Regions from separate parts of the Mus musculus genome. Here region 1 is linked to region 2. A link is a contact called in ENCODE Hi-C or POLR2A ChIA-PET data. All regions are on one chromosome and are shown on one strand. Each heading gives the region's core, a stretch centred on a gene start or an enhancer-like site at or near the end of the contact. The rest is flanking DNA. Distances are from core to core; before and after follow the strand shown.

The links. A loop is a pair of places that touch in the nucleus more often than their neighbours do. ChIA-PET counts read pairs that join two places held with the same protein, here RNA polymerase II (POLR2A).
Region 1: a map of left cerebral cortex shows a loop between it and region 2 (2.6-fold over the local background). The contact joins the promoter of Akap5 here to the enhancer-like site in region 2. A Hi-C loop is called at or near these places in 6 of 37 maps with a recorded cell type or tissue (CH12.LX, Patski and left cerebral cortex). POLR2A ChIA-PET finds 5 or more read pairs at or near these places in 3 of 5 experiments (all embryonic stem cell).

Annotation. Positions count from the first base shown.
Region 1 is chr12:76,319,854-76,327,243 of GRCm38, reverse strand. It overlaps Akap5 (A kinase (PRKA) anchor protein 5), which reads right to left and starts at 2,353. Exons shown (of 2, transcript NM_001101471.1): 1 at 2,255-2,353. Gm40443 (a long non-coding RNA gene) reads left to right here and starts at 4,080. Exons shown (of 3, transcript XR_001780628.2): 1 at 4,080-4,812.
Region 2 is chr12:76,276,969-76,283,852 of GRCm38, reverse strand. Mthfd1 (methylenetetrahydrofolate dehydrogenase (NADP+ dependent), methenyltetrahydrofolate cyclohydrolase, formyltetrahydrofolate synthase) reads right to left here. Exons shown (of 28, transcript NM_138745.2): 3 at 4,390-4,449; 4 at 3,643-3,696; 5 at 3,337-3,473; 6 at 3,124-3,224; 7 at 829-965. Among named protein-coding and RNA genes, the nearest start is that of Gm40444, 4.5 kb to the right of the region's middle. Within about 2 kb of position 3,132, at least 1 of the 3 ENCODE cell types and tissues checked has a DNase peak (open chromatin) inside an H3K27ac peak, as active enhancers do; it is left cerebral cortex, where a contact is called at or near this core.

The DNA.
Region 1 (7,390 bases), core at 1,104-3,603, 44 kb before region 2:
TTGAGTGTGAACTCATTTTGCTCAGATTTTGTTTGAGGTCACTCTGCTAGTGTGCCCAGTTATCTTCTCCAAGAATTGTTTATGGTCCCATATGGAAAGTTTAGCAAATAACAAGAAAAGAGAGGGCAGTGTGGTAGGGAAGCCTGAGTACTGTCTCATCACATACCACGAAGAACGCTGGTACTACGAGGGACATGGGAGATGGCTCACGATGAATTAATGATCAACGTGAGCTCCCAGTGGGCAGCTAGAGCTTGCAGAAAGCCTTCAGCTAGATGAGGACCTAGCCAGAGTTAGAAGTAGAAAATCTGACTCTCTGGTGTTCGTTCTATTGTAGCATAAGGTTTCTGTTCTAAAAATGTACATACATTTCACCAAGGAGGCGCTACTTTCCATACATACTCTCAGAAAAAAAAAAAATCTAGCATCGCTGTCATTCTCTACTCTTAAAAGTCGTTGTGTAACTTTGACATCTTCAGTGAAGTGCCTGCTACTCATGTTTCCCCACTGTAACTGCACACAGCTGGAGGTAAGTTAGTGACGGTTCCAGCCAACGTCGGTTGCGCGACTCCCGTGTACGAGGCAGCAGCGCTGAGCACTTTCACATACATCTCTAACCTGCACCGCAGTGTTGCAGAGTGAGGAGGTGGTGATATCTCCATCTGCAGTTAAGCAGTCTGCCTGCCTGAGACTACAAAGCTTGTCGGTGGCAACAGCGCTCAGATTTAACCCAAGACTGCCTGTTTCTGAACTGCGTTCTTTCACTGCGCCTCGAGGTCCAAGAGAAAGTAAATTGCTTTAAAATGCTAATCTGAGGCTGCTTGTGACCACGCGTGACTGTAATTCCAGCAAGTGGGAGGTGGAGGCAGGAGTCTCAATCAAGGCCATCCACAGAGCTACATAGTAGAGTTGAAGACAGCACCAGCTACGTGAGACCCTGTCTCAGAAAAACATGTAAAACTAAACTGACACATAGCTTAGTGACAGAACATTGGCCTAACGTGCCACAAGATTCTGGGTTTGAGCCCCAGTGCCACCAAAAAAAGTAATAGTCCACAGAATGGCAAGGCTTAAGGAATGAGGACCTGGAATGACTAGCTAACAACAGCTCCGTGCATTTTAGGTGCTGAGCCCTGAGTTAGGCGCAGGGGAGCCTTTCATGCATATTCTTCACAGAGCTTTCACTTGGGTACCAGTTCCCAATTCTCTGTAGAACTGGAACCCTGAAAAACCGTTTTAAGAGCTAAGGCTTTTCTTTTGTTTTTTTAAGGGTAAGTATTGAAAGCTTCATCTTTCTACAAAGAAACATAAAATTCTAGAATGATGGGACCAGTATAACATTTGCAGTCTCTCCTCACACACCCTAGCACTAGAACTAGAACCCAGTCTTAATGGCTTCCACGTCTTCTTTCCCTGAGCCTCCAGCGCTCTAGAGATCATTCCTTCTAAGTGTGTGTATTAATAGAAGAAATATTCAAATGAGATTATATTCCGGAAAGTCTCTGAAACTAACCTAAATGGCCTAGATGGTTGCACGAGAGGTTTCTTTTAATGTACATCACTGTAGAGATCAACACCCCAACAAGTGTAGGCGAGGCAGGGAAAGGATGCAGCCTGCAGGCATTAAAACTTTGCAGAGTGTTAAGACTGCAAATGATTCACCTTTACCTTCGAGAGGACCATTATTGTCTTGGAAACCTTAAAGTCCCTGCTGTCCTTTCCTGGCAGAATCTCCTGTCCAAGACCACAGAAAACAACCACCACCCTTCTCCCCTTGAGCAACAGAGAGCAACCACTATCTGAACAGAGCAAGGAACCCTTCCCAGCACTAGACACGAACCGCGAAGCTTCCTCCTGGAGGAAGGATTCTCCAAGCTTGACGCCCCTATGGCAGGAGACAGAGCTCAGGATAAAGTGCTCAGAAAGGAAAATACCGGGGGCGTGGAATAGATAGCCCAGCTTCAAGCTATCTGCAGAACTATCATAGCCCGGAGCCGAAAATCACAGTTCCCCAGAAAACCCCTAAAGGAAAAGGGTTAGGTAGGCAGCCGGTGCCAAAGCAGCAGCTGCAACTCGTGCGAAGCGAGCGGGCGGCAGAACAGCCCAGGGTCACCCACCTGGAGCCGTCTGAGGATCGGCGACCTTGCAGTCGTGTCCCTCACAATCTGGTGACCAGGACCCGGGGTCTGCCGCCGTTACCAGGGCTCAGTGCACCAGATTCTGACCCAGAGCCTCTAGTCTTGCCTCTACTTACCCAGATCGTCGCGGTCTCTGGCCAGCTCTGCTCCCGAGGTCGAGGAGCACGGGCCCAAACAACGGAGAGCCCCGGAGACCGCGGAGCGCGCAGCCCTCTGCAGAGGGACCGCAGCCGCGCGCCCCCTCCCCAGCGCGGAGAGAGACAGCTGGTCGCGCCAATGCGCGTGGAGCAGTGGGGCGGGGCTAGGGCCGGGGGCGGGGTGAACTCAGCCAGCCACCTGCCAGCCGACTGCCCAGCGGCCTGGGAGAGACCTCCGTGCTCCCGCCCCGGACGCATCACCGCTGCATAAAGACATCAGGACCAGGGTGGAGGGACCACTAAAGCAAAGCAGGAGGACTGCAAGAGGGTAGAAACCCCTCATTTCCTGAGACGCACATCCGTAAAAACCTTGTTTGAATTTATAAGGCTCCCACCGTGAATCCCCCCTGGAACATTAAAGACAAGGTAGAAAGCATATCTACAGATAAAGATTGATGGGAAAGATGGCTCAGCGGTGAACAGCACGTATTTCTCTTCCAGGGGGTTTAAGATCGATCCCCATACACCCACATTAGGCGGCTCACAACCACCTGTAACCAGCCCTAGCTGGATCTTTTGCAAAAACAAAATTAAAAAGCAAGATTCATAACAGTACAGAGACAATAAGGGGCCGGGGGAGGATTTTATTTTATTTATTTTGTCGAGACAGGGTTTGTCTGTGTAGCCTTGCTTGTCCTGGGACTCACTCTGTAGACCAGGCTGGCCTTAAACTCACAGGGATCCACCTGTCTCTGCCTCCAGAGTACTGGGATTAAAGGCCTGTGCCACCATCCACTGGCAGACATTTTATTTGTGTAGCTCTGTACGACCGACCTGAAACTCATTGTGAACCAGCCTGGTATTGAACTCACTGAGATTCACCCACCTCCACCTCAGAAGCTGCACCTGGCTATGGAGAAAATTATATATATATGGTGAGAAACAGAAATAAACTCACTAAACAGAACCTCAACCTGGTACTGGTACAGTCCTCACTCTGGAACAGGAAGGTGTCAGCTCAGGTGGGAACCAGCACAAATATGGCTCTGTGCACACAAAGGTGTGGCCTCCCCAGCTCAGGGCCTGTGGCTTTGGGATGTTTTCAAGCTGAGACCCTGTAAGTCACACACACACTCTGACAGGCTTGTTTCACCATGTCCAAACCTCAGGCTCTGTGCACACCAGGCAAATACCCTTTGCTCCAAATGGGGCTGGAATAGTGAGCACCCTCATCTCCGTCCCCACTTGAGAGGAACAAGGTAAGCAGACCCCAAGGGATGTCCTAAAGGAAACAGTAATCCAGCCGCGGTTCTGATATGAGATGTCACATGGGCCATGTTCTGTGCTCACCTGTCAGCATGGATGTGGTACTCCAGCAGGCCTCAGCCTCCTCCAGGGCTCCTCCTAGCACAGAGCTCGAAAGCCCCAGGGACGCGGAAGAACAAGACCCTGTCCCCTTTCTTAAGTGGACCATGACCTTTGAGAGGTCAATATCAGATGTCCACTTGGGGATGGTTTTTCAAGGAATATATTTTACCTTCCTCAGACTCTCTAGTCTAGATTTACTCCAACCAGACCTGATAAGGAATAAACTCTTAAGGCACAAAACAGACCGGGAGGACCCAGATTCAACTCCCAGCACCCACATGGCAGCTCATAACTGTCTCTGACTTTTTTCCATGGAATATGACTCCCTCACACATGCAGGCAAAACACCAATGTACATAAAAGAAAAATAATTTTAAAAAGAGAGTTCTTGATTTGCAGAGAATCAGAGTTCAATTCCCAGCGCACATTTCAGTTCTCTATAACTGCCTTTAACTCCAGGGGATCCTCTTCTGGCCCCTGTAAGCCCTCTGCGTGCACGCGAGTGCGCACACACACACACACACACACACACTTGCCAGTGTGCGGTTTGGACAGGGTGAAACAAGCCTGTGATCTCAGTACTTAGGAGGTAGAGACAGCAGGATGAGACTTTTCAAAGCCATCCTTGGCTACACAGGGAATCTAAGGCCAGCCTGGACTACATGAGATCCCATCTCAAAAAAAAATCCAAATGAGTTAGCTTTGTTCATCCAGCAAGCACAGATGTGTGAAATGACTTTATACCCGCAAGCCGGTTATATGTTAACCGTTTTTGGTAGTTTTGAACTTGAGACGAGCGGGAAGAAACTCTTAAGCTTTTCCAAATCCAGCAGACCTGGGAGTTGGCGGTCATTTTAGGAGAGGAAGCTCATGCAGATGATTGATGGGGTAACCTGGCTATGATGGGGTAACCTGGCTATCTTAGTAGAAACCACTTGGAGCCAGGTGTAGTAGCTCAATCCCAGGACTTGAGTAGCTAAAGCAGAAGGACCATACATCCCTAGCCAGGCTGCGCTACATCGCAAGACCCACTTGAAAAGAAGAGAAAGCATCGGACAATGAGAGATGCAGGCTGAAAGAGCAGCAGTGAAGAGCATCTTAGAAACTCAAGTGCAGCTCGCCTGCACCGGCTTTGGCCTTAGAAGAATGGGAGCTGACTATAGTCTAAGGTAAGAGGTGGATTATCTCATGCTCTAGGGGAAAATAAGACTTATATGATCAACAACTTATCTGGCATCTTTCTCTCATCCATACACAATGCACCCAGGAAAGAGAATGAGCCGGGGGGAGGGGACGCATATTACTATAAATAAGAATCTGCATTTTGGCTTTTCTTTAGGATATGGCTAGAACTTGAGGCCAGATGTTTGAACAATGTACTGCATGCACAAGAGGAAGAAACCTGTCACTCCTAAACACACTCAAGTGACAGGGCCGCTGAAGCTATTACTGTATTATTGCCTACTACTCCGTCTGAGTTATATAATTAGGAAATGAGCTATAAATACCTCTCCAATCTGATAGAGAACTATCCTCCTCACAGCTTATCTTATTAATGTCACAGATAGAGCGTGCCAGTAAAATAGCCTACGTATGTATCTGAGCTGACTACACCGTCTCTTCCATCCTGGTCCCCATCCTCAGTCGAGGCTTTTAGCTACAAACATGGTCTCGACTCCTCGTTAACAGTTCTTATGTCCTTGAGTCTTCCTCAGAATAAGCCTTCCGCAGCACCTTTCTCTGGCACACCATCTACTGAACCTGTGGCCCCCAGGTCCTTGGTGTTTTGATCTATTTGTGGGCACCAGGAAAGCTGCAGTGAGCCGAGTGCCTTGCTTCTCAGTACATACATTCCACTGTCACCCTTAAATTATGTCTATATGAATCTTCCATGCACAGCATTGGGGGTGCGACAACCAGGAGGCACAACTTCCTTATCAGGGATCCTACCAATAAGGAGAGAGGAGGGCCAGCATGGGAACCCTTGGAACTGGAGGGACGGTGCCAGCCCCAGACTGAAGGGATGATGGGACTTGGGCTGGTGACACCGACAGATCCCCAGTGCACTGACTCTTCTTGGCCGTAGTTATCTTATGCCCTTTTTTCACTGTGGAAATAGCCTCTGCAAGCTTGTACTTGTGACGCCTTTGAGCAAAGATTCCTGCCCATGAGGACTGCTCAGCAGCCACTCTGACCTCATTTCAAGCACCTTGGTTACCTCTTCCTTCTGAAGGCAGGGAATGGACCCAGCTTGGTAGGCACTGCCTTCTAGGAACTGCTGAGAGGCAGCAGAGAGCAGAGGTTTTGGAATAAGGTGACAGCAGGCACCAGCCCTGGAAACCTGAAATGCCTTTCTGTAACATGAGGCTATAAACCTAATTGATTACAATTCACCTACACGCTGCTAGCAGGTGTCAGCTCCTGTTACGAAGCTGGCAACTTCCTTCTGAGCAGTTTCATTGGCAGGAGTTAGCTGTGTGGATGCTTGCACAGAAGTTGCAACGGCACATGAGAATTTCCCATGTGATTTATTTGTGATTGTTTTTGTGATTGTGTGTGTGTAGCTATTGATCAAACACAGGGTCTTACACAGGGCTGGAGGGATGACTCAGTAGTTAAGAGTGCTTGCTGCTCTGTTGTGTAGACTGCAGTTAGGACCCATGTCAGGTGGCTTATAGATGCCTGGAAGTTGAGCCCTCCTTTGCCATTCTCCACCATTGTTTATTTGGACCCATGGGCCTAAGTGTTAACAATGTTGAAGATGCCTGGGGAAGCAGCTCTATCCACAGCAGCAAGGTTTAGCTTTGGTACCAGTGCGGGGCAGAATCTGGAAAGAGCCAATGCAGAAAGACAGGAACAACAGAAGACACAGGATAAGAGACGCGAGGACATTCTAGAAACTTCAAACAAAAACTCACAAGACCATTCTGTATAGAGAGGTAGAGCCCAGGTTCTCAGTGGCAGTCTAGCAAACATTTGCTAAGCCAGTGGAGCAGAAACGGCCCACCCAAAGGAATGTGGCATCCTTGAGGACCTGAAATGGATTCAGCATAGAAGTCTTTTGCCAGAACGGAGAATTAAAATGTGGTACATACAGAAAATGGAATTGTATCCAGCCATGAAAGAAAATGAAATTATGAAAATGGATCATTAAATTAAGTGAGGTATCCTATGCTCAGAAGGCAAAGGTAGCTTTCTCTGCTGCATGCAGAGTCTAGCCTCTAACTGTTAAACAGGTAATCCAGGTGGGAGGAAACGGGAACAAAAGCCAGGAAGCTAGCAAGGGGCCCATGGGAGATGGGTAGTGATGAGAATGGCAAGATAGAAGGGGGCAAAGAAGGGTTGGGGGAAAACCAATCCAAACAAGTCACGCGCGCGCGCGTGCGCACACACACACACTCACACACACACACACACACACACACACACACACACACACACACACGCACACACCAGTAACAAAAACCAATAGCACTAAGGCAGTGATTCAAATGGGAATCCCAAATATGCCAAGCAGCAGGCCCTCTGTGGAGGAGCTCAGTCAGACAGGAAGGTAAGAAACAGGAAAGCAAGTCTTCCATACCCTACTTCTACCCTCACCCCCTTCAGGTCTCCCCAGTTATGTGTCTTCATAGAGACAGGTACATAAGCCAGCATCCCTGCCACCTCAGACAGATCAGAAGTGCCTCCTGCAGCTCGCTTCTTTAGCCCCCCCCAACGTCCACTGGATGGATGGCTGCCATCCTA
Region 2 (6,884 bases), core at 1,883-4,382:
CACACACACACACACACACAGAGACACAAAAAGGAAAATCATGAGCTGTGATATAACATCTTTAATTATCAGTAACACTTTCAGGGATACTGGGTAAGGCCTCAAATGCAAACCAGAGTTTCTGCTGGCCCAATCCCATGCCATACTCAATCCTACACATGCCAGAAGCCCCCTTCTCTAGGTATTTTCCCTAACAGGAAAGGCAATGAGAACCAGTGAGGGTGAAGAGAGCACAGATTTGGAGCCAAACTTAGGACAACATTCCTAGTGATGGAACCCTCGTTTATGGAAGGCACTTGCTCCCACCATCAACCCAGGACAGTTTGAGAATATTAAAGAGGGGGTACCAGGCCTCCATCTTGTTCTCTGCCCGCAGGACACAGCCATGTGACATTTTGGACTCAGGGATCCAACGTAAGGATCAAGAATAAGCTGCTGAAGCTAAGAATGTAGCTCAGTGGTAAAATTCTGCCTATTCTAAGGAGTTCAACCCCAGTCTAACAATAATAAAACAAAGGACAGCGAGAGATGCCCACTGTTCAACCTCGTCTGGAGTACCTCCATCCAAGGCCAACAACCTGCCCGGGAGACCTGTAAATGGCATAATTCCACTGCTAAACCCTGTCTGTCACAGGGCATGCTGGTGTAGAAAGTGCATGGTCAGAATGTCAGAAAGATCTGGATCAATGCTGGCAAGCTTGTGATTTGAATTTGTCCCTTCCTCTTGGACAATGAGACATGAAGCACAGCACAGTTACTGGGGTTAGAGAGCTAATGTCCCCACGCGTGCACACAGGCTGGACGTCTACGCTACCCTGGATTGCCTACCTCCTTGTCCAGATTGGCAGTCTTGGAGTGGCAGGTGGTCACCGTGGCATTGTTCCACAGAAGGAGGTCATGCATGGGTGCACCAACTATCTTACTTCGACCAACCACCACCGCGTGCCTTCCGGCAATCTGCACCCCTGGAAGAGAAGCCAGCACACATTAGAGATGGAGAAGCAGCTGCCCTCGTTCACACACCACCCAGATGGAAAACAGCAAAAGTGCACAGAAGCAGATCGTCTGCATCCGACAGAAATCTTCCTAAGAACGCTCCTACGCCAAGCACAGCCTCAGCTCCAGCTTCAGCCTGGGACCTGCCCACTGTCCTTCCTACAGTAGGGCTTGGGGTTCCGCTTAGGCCAAGATCTGTTCATTGAGTCATGAGGGAGTGGGAAGAAATCCTACACTCAAAAAAGAAACCTCAACACACAGCTAACAGCCATATGGAAGTAGCTATCAGACTAAACTACGCGGGCAAAACAGTCATGAAAACTACGGCATCTGGAACAGGGTCAGGGCAAAGGAGAGAATCAGATTAGTATCAGTACGACTCCCCAGATTCAGTGAGTTTATTCATACAGTTTCTCATCCAAAGTTCTGTCTGGCTTAGGGCCTGAACACAGGGTTATCTCCCGGGGAGAGATAATAGGAACTGCAAGTGGCTGGAAAGCCTTTCGCTGACTCAGCACCTGCACTCCTGGCACTTTGCCAACATCCCCCCACCCCAGTGCTGAAGACCAAACTCAAGGCCTCACTCACACACGCTATGCCTGGGCTCTTCCATGGAACTGCCCCAGGCTTGTGCTTCTTTTGAGACACTAGCTGGCCTGGATTGCCCTGAACATCCTCTCTAGAGCACAGGCAGGCCTTGAGGTGCTTTTTAGAACTGAAACCTGAATCCTACAGAGGTGACAAGTCTCTCCCTCGCCCTCTGGCCTGTGAGATGCAGCTATGACCGTCTGTCTAACATGAGAAGAGAACAGGGAGAAAGCTGCACAGGGTTACCCCGTTACCAGGAGGGGCCTGAAATGGGCCGCCCAGACAGAAAGGAGCAGAGTGCTCCGAAATACTCTGCCTGGCCACTCTACCCTGGCAAGGCTGAAAAGCTATGAACCCTTGCTTGGGATTTAAACCACACTTTGAAAAAGAACCAACTTCATCAGAAGACCAGCACTTAGAGAATGCTAACACCATGACTACACTAGAATTGAAGTCCTTGAAGTTTGAACGAATTGACAAGTCCATTGCTGGGTTGAATGGATAGGTCAACTACAGAACAACTGACAAGCATGCTGGAGCCCCTGGCTTTCATTCTCAGCACTGCAAATCACCCAATCAATTGACCAATGACAACTTTACTAATTAAGACTCAGCAAAGATTTGAAGCTACCTTAAGGCAACAGTAGCTTGTGGGACACCAGGAAGTCACGGGTGTAATAGCTCATGGGACTCTTTCCTATAAAGCTGTAATAAATATTGGCTAAACACACTGAAGAATATAAATTGTAGTTCTGAACTATCACAGCTGGGTCAAGGCTTCTGGCTTGGCCTTTGCTGGCCAACCACAGACAACTTTCATTACTAACTCTGGCCAAATGCCTCCCTTGAAACTTCTGACCTGCTTCTTTCTAACAGGACTCGTTTCTGTGCAAAAAATAAACTCTGCTAAAAGTATTTATAAGGAAACTAAAATACAAAGGTACTAGCTATGTACTGAAGTAATGTGGGGTGAATGTTCACAAGATCCACTCCAGCCATCTGTCTAGTGTTGGAACCACAGTTGACTTGGGGCTGGTTCCAGGGGCAGGAACCCACAACATTACTCACTTTGTACTGGCAGAATTCTCATTGGCATTTAGGAGTCCCACCCCCAAAATAAATTGCTTTGAATATACACAACCCTGGGTTCAAATCTTGGTTCTGCTATCTCTTAGGAAACAACTCTCTCTGGTCTGTTTGTTTGCTTCTTTTTGCTTTCAGTGCAGGGGGCTGAATCCTTGGTTTTGAGGCAAGTTCTCTTGAAGCCAACAGGAAGGCAAAGCTTCCTAAGAAAGAGCTTTCTAGATACGTGGCAATACAGAGGAAGTGGGTCGTAGTGGTCCTGATTCACAAAGAAGCTCAAGAAAATGCTGCACTGTCTCTCCAGCCCTGTGGAGTGCACATGCTGTAGTTAAGTTTAACTAACAGCTAAGGAAATCGGCGCAGAGCCAGTGTACTTGTGAAAACACCTGCAGTCCCAGGGTTTGGCAGGCAGAGGCGAGTCTTCACGATTTTCCTGCTGGTTTCCCTCACTCTTACCTGCCTCTTTGATGAGTTCCAAGCATCCCTTGGGTGTGCATGGGATGAAGCAGTCATTTAGATCACCTCTGGCGAGCTTCCCAGCACTGACGCTCGTCAACCTAAAACAGTCAAATTAGGAGGAAGGAGTGGAGCCTCTGTCCTCTAGAAACAAACACGCTATGCTTCCAGAATAGAATCATGCTCTAAATAAAGCCAACGGGGAGCACTCACCCATCCACATCCTTCTCGGGTGCAATGGCATTGATGACTGCCTCAGTGTTAATGGAATTCTCTGAATCTAAAGGCAGCTGCACTATGAATCCGTGCACAGAGGCATCCTCGTTCAGGGAGATGACATATTTTAACACCTAAAAGTAGTGCCACAGTTGATTTGTACTAATTAATCACAGACACTGAAAGGAGGAAGGAAAGGCTGTAAAGAAATATTTTCTGTCTGCAAAGTGTATCTCAGCCCCTGAAGTCCCACCAAAGCAAGCAGACAGGGAGACACCTCGCCATGTGCATCCACACGCTCACCTCGGACTCTGTGGATGTTCTTGGTAATTTAATGTGAGTGGCTTTGATCCCAATCTGCAGAAATAAACACAAGAAACAGGGAAATGGTATGAGAACCTGAGATCTGGGCCTGTGTGATGGTTTGTATGTGCTCGGCCCAAGGAGTGGCACTATTTGAAGGTGTGGCCTTGTTGGAGTGGGTGTGTCACTGTGGGTGTGGGCTTTAAGACCCTCATCCTAGCTGCCTGAAAGTCAGTATTCTGCTAGCAGCTTTCAGATGAAGATGTAGAACTCTCAGCTCCTCCTATACCATGACTATCGGGATGCTGCCATGCTCTCTCCTCGATGATAATGGACTGAACTTCTGAACCTGTAAGCCAGCCCCAGTTAAATGTTGTTCTTATAAGAGTTGCCTTGGTCATGGTGTCTGTTCACAGCAGTAAAACCTTAACTAAGACAGCCTGCCTCTCTGAAGGAGTGTGACTGAAGCAATGGAGTATCGGGTGTCATTTTGCCCTGTGTGTGGAGAATCAGCCCTTTTGTCACCATCACATTCAACACCATTCCGCAGCCTCTCACCTGCCTCTCAGGGAAGAAAACCATCAATGAGAACCACACAGGGAGAAATCAGCCGGCTAGGTCACCTGACTCTGCCTTGCCCAATAGTTAAATTAGTTTTGTGGGGAGGGCCACACAGGGCGAAGGGGTTACCAACGGGACCTGGGGAGGTAGTGAGAAGGATGCCAGCATCCCTGTTCTTGGCTTTACCTCTTCAGCAGCCTTCAGCTTCACATTTATATAAAGATTGGAATCATCTCTGTCGCCAACCTGGAATAATAAATACATGCAAATCAGACACTTAGGGAAAGGCAAAGTGTACAGAAAAACTTCTGCAATTTTAGTTTGGATAAAACGAACGTTTGAGCCGAGAACTTTTATGGAAGACAAAGGAGGGTGGGGAAGGGGAAGGCTGGGGTGAATATAAGTGGCTTCACTCTTTACCCTCCAGCTTCGATCAGTGATCCTCTGACAATGCCAAAAGGAAAACCAGGGGCTGGAGGCACCGGCATGAACCTGTAATCTCAAGCTCCCCGGGAGGCTGATGCAGAGCCTGCACTGTAAACAAGGCTATTGACAAGGATAACCCTGGTTACAACAAAAAGGGTATGCAGGTGTTGCCCAGTGCCTGCACTGTAAACAGGGTGAGAATGCTACAGGTTTCCAGAAATGTGGGAGGAGTAATAGATGAGTAATTGGAACTGAGAAATTATCATCAGTCAAAAAGACACTAGAGAGGCAGAAGTTCCCAAAGGCACCGACCACCCAGGGACAATGGAAAAATGCTCACCATCAGCCAGACGGTAGTGAAACCAGTAAGACGGGGCTACTGGGCTAGCTTATCAGAACAGACACCATAGGAGGAGCAAACCAGCGCCCACCTGACGGGTGTCAGTGTGGGAGCCTTTGTACCCTTTGAACCCTGACCCCATCACACTGTACACACTCTTCCTCATGGTCATACTTGTGATTCTTCATTGCATTAAGTTATCTGTAAAAACTTATTTCACAAGTGCCTCCCCATGTGTAGGTCAAGATCTCTCTGCAGTGTTTTGCTTCTCTCCGTTCTGTAGACGGCCAAGCATCCTAAAACCTCTGGCTGGGGCCCAGGAGGAACTCGAATCTTGGAGATTAAGCTGTGCTTTTCGGTCCTGCCTCCTGCATGCTGAGCCTGCAGGACGTCCCCAGCTCTAAGGGAGCTGGTTATGTAATCAATGATAGACTAGATGCAAGAATGTTTAAAGAACATTAGATTCTTGACTGGCAGTCAAGTGGGTGGGCGGTAGACTGGTTCCCCAGAACACATCTTAATCCCAATGATTTATCAAGAATGTTACTTAAGCATTTCATCTGGAGTGGCAATCCCTTCCTGCAAAGGGGTGGGGCCTCAAACCATCAGAGAGACCCAACAAGACAAAACTAAGCCCGATGTGTAATCACAGCATGTAGAAGGCTGAGGCAGGAGGGAGACTGATATGAGTTTGAGATCAACCTGGGTCTCATGTAGCCCAAAATGGGCTAGAATCTTTTATGACCCTTCTGCCGCTGCCTCCCACATGCTGGGGTTATAAACCCTGGTTCAGGGCCTTTGCAAACACTTTTTATAACAGCCAGACAGAGTGTATGTTAAAGTTTGATTATTCTTTTCTCTTCCACACAGGGTCTCAAGATACGGTCCTGGCTGGCCAAGAACTTGCTATGTAGACCAGGTTAGCCTTGAACTCACACACATCTGCCTGCCACTGCCTCTTGAGCACTTGGATCACAAGCATGCACCATTACACCATGGGGCACGCAGTTGTAATCCCTGCATTTTTGAGATGGGTACAGATTTCAAGGCAGTCTTGGCTGCCCAGCAGGTTCAGTGCCAGCATCTGCTCCATAAGACCTTGTCTCAAAAAAGCCACCAGCCAACCAACAACAAAACCCAAAACACCCACTAGCCATCAGCTTCTTCCTCAGAAATATGGCAGGTGCCACAGGAGGACTGGGGGCCCAGGCTCGGGAAGGCTCAGCTATCCATCTTAGGGGCCATGGTGAGGTCCCATGGTTCATGGAGCTAAAACAGGACAATGAGAGGATCCCCATTTCCAAGCTGGGCCATCTGGTCAAGAACACGAAGATCAAGGGCCTTGGTGAGATCTACCTATTCTCCCTGCCTATCGAGGACTCTGTGACCACTGACATTCTCTTAAGAGCATCTCTAAAGGATGCTGTTCTAAAGATCGTGCAGATGTGGGCTGCAACGGTCAAGTTGGACTTAGTGTTAGGTCCTTCGAGGAGGTAACCATATTGGCCAAGATTTTCATGGTCGTTCTGCAGAGAGGTTACTGTAGGAATAAAGATTGGCAAGCCCCATTCCCATGAAAGGTGACAACCATAGTGGTTCTGTGTCACCTGAGGCATTAGCATGATCTCTGTTCCTGTGCCCAGGAAGCTTTGATAGCCAGTATTGATGACTGATACACACCAGCCAGGGGCTATTCTGCCACTCTGGACAACTTCACCAAGGCCGACTCTAAAACCATGTCCAAGACTTACAGCTACCCCCAACTTCTGGAAAGAGACTGTGGCCACCTTGTGAAAACTCACACCAGAGCTCCTTTAGAGGATCCAGACTTCTGCTATGGCTACCACATATATTTTTTATAGCAGAAATCGAAGTAAGTCTGAGAAGAAAAGAAATAGAATGGAAGGGAGGGAGA